Linked DNA regions of Mus musculus: region 1 is linked to region 2. A link is a loop called in an ENCODE intact Hi-C map of the cell type or tissue named here. Cell type or tissue: left cerebral cortex. All regions are shown on one strand. Links, peaks and the distances in the headings refer to the core of each region. The heading gives the core; the rest is flanking DNA.

Evidence for each region. Hi-C counts contacts between places; a loop is a spot of excess contacts. Peaks named below come from ENCODE experiments on the same cell type or tissue, not always from the same donor. Only the 100,000 strongest peaks of a DNase experiment are listed, where the experiment ranks them.
Region 1: a loop joins it to region 2, with 5 times the contacts of the local background. A loop is called at or near these places in 2 of 42 quality-filtered maps.

What each region holds. Positions count from the first base shown.
Region 1 is chr13:22,745,999-22,748,913 of GRCm38, reverse strand. No RefSeq gene overlaps it. Among named protein-coding and RNA genes, the nearest start is that of Vmn1r207, 21 kb to the right of the region's middle. In left cerebral cortex, for the core only: a CTCF peak has its summit at 1,228 (motif pointing left); DNase peaks (open chromatin) are centred at 810 and 1,247.
Region 2 is chr13:23,268,004-23,270,918 of GRCm38, reverse strand. n-TIaat15 (a tRNA gene) reads left to right here and starts at 403; the gene lies at 403-498. It also overlaps the pseudogene Vmn1r-ps135. In left cerebral cortex, for the core only: a CTCF peak has its summit at 1,677; DNase peaks (open chromatin) are centred at 354, 1,032 and 1,673; H3K4me3 peaks cover 917 bases; H3K27ac peaks cover 559 bases.

The DNA.
Region 1 (2,915 bases), core at 118-2,617, 520 kb after region 2:
GGTACATCTTGTAGTCAGGACATCTGGCGCTGACTTAGGGCTGGAACAATCTGTGGTTGTTCTTGGAGTGGTGTGTTGGTGGCCCGCTTTTGACCCCCTTTTCTTCTCGGGGGGGAGAGGCCCAATTCAGAGATCAGGACAATAGTGTTGTCTTAATAGCTCCCAACAGAGAAGCATGGTTAGTAGTCATGTAGGCAATGTCCCAAGCTTCTGACCTTCAGGCTAGACTCCTCCCCAGTTACCTAGCAACAGTAAGATAAGATCATACTTTAAGAGGGGCTGTTTGGCCCCTCCTTGCTCTCTTACTCCTCACTCTCTTGCTCTTAACCCCCTTACTCTCCTCTCACTCTCGTCCTCTCTCTCCGTCTTACTCTCTAGCCTTTCTTCTTTCTCTCTCTTCTCCCTTCTCTCGTCTTGGCCATGGCTGGCCTCTCTCTCTCTCGCTCTCTTTCCACCTTTTCTCTTTCTCTCTGCCTTTCTATAATAAAGCTCTAAAACCATAGACAGTCTCTGTCCATCAAGGGCCGCTGAGCAGACTCTCACCTCTGTGGGAACTTCTCTCCCTAAACCCTTTCTCCCATAACCCTGGAACTACAGGGTGTTGTTCCAGGGCCCCCAGTCAGGGGCTACCCCTTGTCCAACCCCTGTTGAGTGGGGTCAGTGGCTTACATGCCCATCAGGGGCAGAGTGGAAAGCATTTGTCAGCCCTCCCATGTCTGCCTTCCCAGAACATAGGAAGAACTCCGGCTGAATGTGGGCTATCCTCCCTTCCCTCTCCTTCCTGTGCCCCCTTTTAGTTCCCACAGCAGGATATCTATGACACAGGGTTAAAAATGAGATTCCTGAGAGGAGTTCCCATGAAGAGCTAGTGTTGATAGTGTAGCCAAAGCCAGAGACCTGGAACCAGACCAATGACTCATTGCTATGAGTTTTTGTAAGTAAAACTGTTCAGTTAACAAAGACCCAGAAAAATAAATATTGTTTCCTTATAAGTAAAACAAATTAGCTACATCCTGTAAGCTTAGTAAGGTGAGGAAAGGAGACAGGTCTAGGAAACACACATGGATCTGTGTTGGGTAAATTCAATAGATTTTAGGGGAGGGGGGATTAGAGAGATGGCTCAGAGTTTAAGAGCACAAGCTGCTCTCCCAGAGGTCCTGAGTTTAATTCTCAGAAACCTAGTGGTGGCTCACAATTATCTATAAGGATATGTAGTGCCCTCTTCTGGTATTCAGGCATGCATGCAGGCAGAAGACTCTACAGAATAGATTAAAAAAAAAAAAGAACAGATTTATAAATGAACTGGGGATGACATGACATGACATGACAGAAACAAGGGGATGATGTTGATGTTGAAGGGGATGTGAGGGGTCAGAAGAGAGTGTGGGGAGAGATAGCTGGAATTGGAGAGTATTTTGAAGGTACAAATCCAGAGCAATGATAACTTCCTGGGATCTATGAAGGTGATCCTAATGAGGACTTCTAGTAATGGGGAAACTAAGTGTGAACTGGCCATCTCTTATATACAGGTGAGATTTTCAGGAGTCATGGTTGGATGCATTCAGTTGAGTTGTTTGCCAAAGGTGTTCCACAAAAATTTCCAAACAACCATGCATTTGCTGAGAAAAAAGGTAGCCCTCTGAAAACTGATATAAGAGGCCTAAGATCCACACAACTCATTGAATATGGAGACACTGAGCTGGTGCCTACATGTTGCCTTCATCCCTGCTTCAAAACTGATTGATATGTAGAGATATTCTTTCAGACTTCACAAAGAGAAACATGAATGCCAAATTAACCATAAAACCTTTGACCTACAATTTGCCAGGAAATACCCCAGGACACTGGTGGCAAAGAACTAATGGGACTAGGCAACCAACCAGATGTTACTTAAGGCCCCCTCCAACAGAAGGAACCCATACCCAACAATTCTTGTGTGACTAAGAACTAGAGACTAAAGAGGCCACAGAACTAGGGTAAAACCAAACACTAGTCTTTAAAATATATAGTTCAATAAAATGACACCTAATAATATTCTTCTGTAGTCATAGAGCACTGTGTTATCTAGTCATCATCAGAGAGAAAAGTGGAGGACCCAAGACTTTCAAAGCCTTGCAACTATGCCCTGGCCTAGTTAGAGACTTCAGCATCTCTCCATAGCAAAGCTGAGGAGATCTAAGATCTTACCTCCATGTTCTCACTTGGACCTCTGTGGCACAAACAGACTCTGGGGCAGCTCTGGGAAGGTGATACTTGCCAGGTCATATTTGTACTGTCTGGATCTGTGAGGCTCTTGGCAGCCATCAGGTACTGCAGACTTCAGGTTTCATGTTGTCACAGTATCAGGAGGGAAGGAAGGCCACTACATGGTCTCAGTCCTTGAAGTACAGCTGCCCTCTCTCCCAAAGGTAGAGCATCTGTTTTGCTTAGAAGTTATTTTCAGATTAATTAGGGTTTAATTATTTTGAGAGGAATGATGAGAGGTGAGAAAATGAACAACTACTATGTTTCTGAATAGTGAGCTTCCCAAGTCTCCAGAGGACCTCCTGTATATTCTGGCCCTGTGCTTGCTGCTTTAGCCTCTTTGGCTCATATGTACCTTGCTGAGTTGATTCAGAAGCCCTTTTTCTTCGGATAACTTCCATTCTCTCTGGCTCTTACAGTCTTTCTGCCTCCTCTTCCAAAAGATCCCCTGTACTCCGAGGGGAAGGATTTGATGTAGACCTCCCAGATAGATTTCCTTTCTGCCAAATATCTTCCTGTGGGTCTCTGCATATGTTCTGCTTCTAGAGAAAACCTCTCTGATGATGACTAGATAACACAGTGCTCTATGACTATAGAAGAATAATATTGGGAGTCATTTTATTGAACTATATATTTTGAAGAGTAGTGTTTGGTTTTACCCTAATTCTGTG
Region 2 (2,915 bases), core at 166-2,665:
AGTTTTCCCAATAGGAGAACTACAGCAGGCATGAACTCACTGCTGCTGTGATTATTATCAGTTAATGGCTCTGGAACCAAGTTCCTCGGTTTCTCTAGCATGTGTTAGACCAGATCAGGGCAGAAGGAAAAAACCGCATCTTTGAGCAATCCGGTTTGCCAGGGCTGCGCATCTTCCCAGGGAGCATCCTTTCACGCCAAGGTGGAGGGGAGGGGAAAGGCTTTGGGACCGCGCAGATTGCTGCCTCATACCGGGTCGCCAGGGCTGTAATAGCCGCTTGGTGCGGGTATCAAAGGACTTGCAACTGGATGCATAGCTGGGTATGCACCCACACCACAGTATAGCGAACGGTGGATGTTCTACGTAGGCCGTGTAACGAGTGACCAGGAGTGTCCTACGGATGCTCCAGTGGCGCAATCGGTTAGCGCGCGGTACTTATACAACAGTGTGTGCGCGAGAGCGATGCCGAGGTTGTGAGTTCGAGCCTCACCTGGAGCATTGTTTTCATAGAGCCGTCAGGAGCCCAATCAGCAGTTACGAATTAATTTTAGAATCAGCATTTAATTATTCTTAGAATCACATGACTACTGATTGCGTTAGACAGCTGCCTTCCCTGTCTTCCTATCATGCGCTGGCTTAGGGAAAAATATAGTAGGATTATGGTGGCAGCTTCGGCTATTTTTAGAATCCAGAAAGACTAATGATTTCAACGGACCACCGCCTTCCCTGTCTTGCTCCCATGCTTTGGTTTGGGGGAAAATACAGTAGGATTACGATAGCAGGTTCAGCTTCTCTTTTGCTTTGTTTTGTTTTGATTTTTGTTTATTGTTTATTGTTTTTTTCCCCCAGCGCAAACGAAAAGTCACATGACAGCGGTGGTGGAATGGAAAGATGGAGAGAGAATCTGTGTTCAGCTTCCTGGGAATCTCGAACTAGTTTTAGATTGTCTGTAACGGGCTGCTTTTCCTCTTTTGTAAATCTATTCATATGCTTTTAAATGTTGTGATACATTAGAACTCTAGGACAGCCGGGCGTGGTGGCACACGCCTTTAATTCCAGCACTCGGAGGCAGAGCCATGCGGATATCTGAGTTCGAGGCCAGCCTGGTCTACAAAGTGAGTTCCAGGGCTACACAGAGAAACCCTGTGTGTGTGTGTGTGTGTGTGTGGGGGGGGGCAACAACAACAAAAGAACTCTAGGACAAAGCATGCTGTAGTTGTCCCTCTCTAGCATTTGAGAATTCTCCTAGCTTCTAGATCAGCTCCAGGTACATAGCAAAATCCGGTTTATTTTATTTTATTTTATTTTAATTACTGGAGTAAAACAATCCCTGTTGCATATATACCTTTAGTTCAGGCAGAATGAGGGTAGAATGCAACGCCTTCCATTAATGTGCACTCCGACAGTTAATAACAGGTCATCTCTGCAGATCGGGATAAACAGGAGGTGAGCAGTTTACCATCCTCAGAACTGCTTCTATGATTGGCATCATGGAGTCATGTGCCACCATGGAGCCTTTGTACAAGGAGAGAATAAAATCTACCCAGTAAAAAAAAAAAAAAAAGTCTAGCCCCTCCCCAAAAATCTACCAATGAAAAAGGAACAGGTTATACTAAAGGAGAACAGTCTGGTTGCTCTGATTTCTGGACAGGAACTGCTTACAACAACGAATCTGGGACGTTAGAGGGAGCACTTGTGACATTTATATACACAGCCACAGACCATTGCTCCACCTATGAAACTGTGGGGGTGAAGAGAGAGAGAGGAGAGAGAGAGAGAGAGAGAGAGAGAGAGAGAGAGAGAGAGAGAGAGAGAGAGAGAGAGAGAGAGAGAACCATTTAATTATATTTGGAGGACAGCATATAACAATATCCACTTTAATTCCAGATCTGTTCATGCTGTTGTAGCAAAGCTAGTTGGAACTTGACAGAAAATTAAAGATATAAAAGAACTTGCCATAATGTCTGTGGCTTGAGCTTTCTCCACAGGGTTGTCCTGGGACTGATGGTGACAGCCTGGTCCACGCTGAGGAGACAGGTAAAATACTCAGATACTATTGGAGACTGCAGAGAATAAATGCACACACACACTGTGGTCCAAAGGTCATTTGGGGCCATGTGTCCTCTCCCTCCCCGGCCTGGGTAAAAGGAGCAGTGCCAGTGATAGTGGGTCCAGTGCACTGCTGCATAGGGGAGCAGTGGTTTGCGAGGAGCTGTTGACATTATATTAGAAATGCTTCTCTGCACTTTTGCCCCTTTACTCTGGCTTTGCTCATCTGTTTATTAAAATTACACTTTATGGATGAGCAGGACTGTTTACCTCTGTATTCCAGCACTTGGGAGGCAGAGGCAAGAGGACTGCAACTCTGAAGCCAGTCCGTTCCTACTTGTGAGACTTTGTGTCCTGTGTTTCTTTAAAGGAAAAAATAAAATAGCTATATGTCCTTCCATGCATATGAGTAAAATTTAAAACCAGCATCATTTTATAAATCACATAAAGTTCATTTTTGTGGCTGGATGCATATGGATTTCCTTTTTACCGTTGTCCTTTCCTGCTCTCCTCTTTCTCCTTCCCATAGATAGGTGTGCATTTTTCCTGTATCCACCCCCACTTCAGATCAGGGTCTCACTCTTCCCCGTATTAATACTTGATCAGGTCATGCCATATGCCAGTAAATAGGTCCTTCCATTTCACCTAGGCATAAATATGCCTAGTTATAGGATGCCATAGACACTCAAACGAGTTCCTTGGCATCCATTTTTTTTTTTTTGAGACAGGGTTTCTCTGTATAGCCCTGGCTGTTCAGGAACTCACGTTGTAGACCAGGCTGGCCTCGAACTCAGAAATCCGCCTGCCTCTGCCTCCCAAGTGCTGGGATCAAAGGTGTGCGCCACCACCGCCCGGCAAATGTGTAG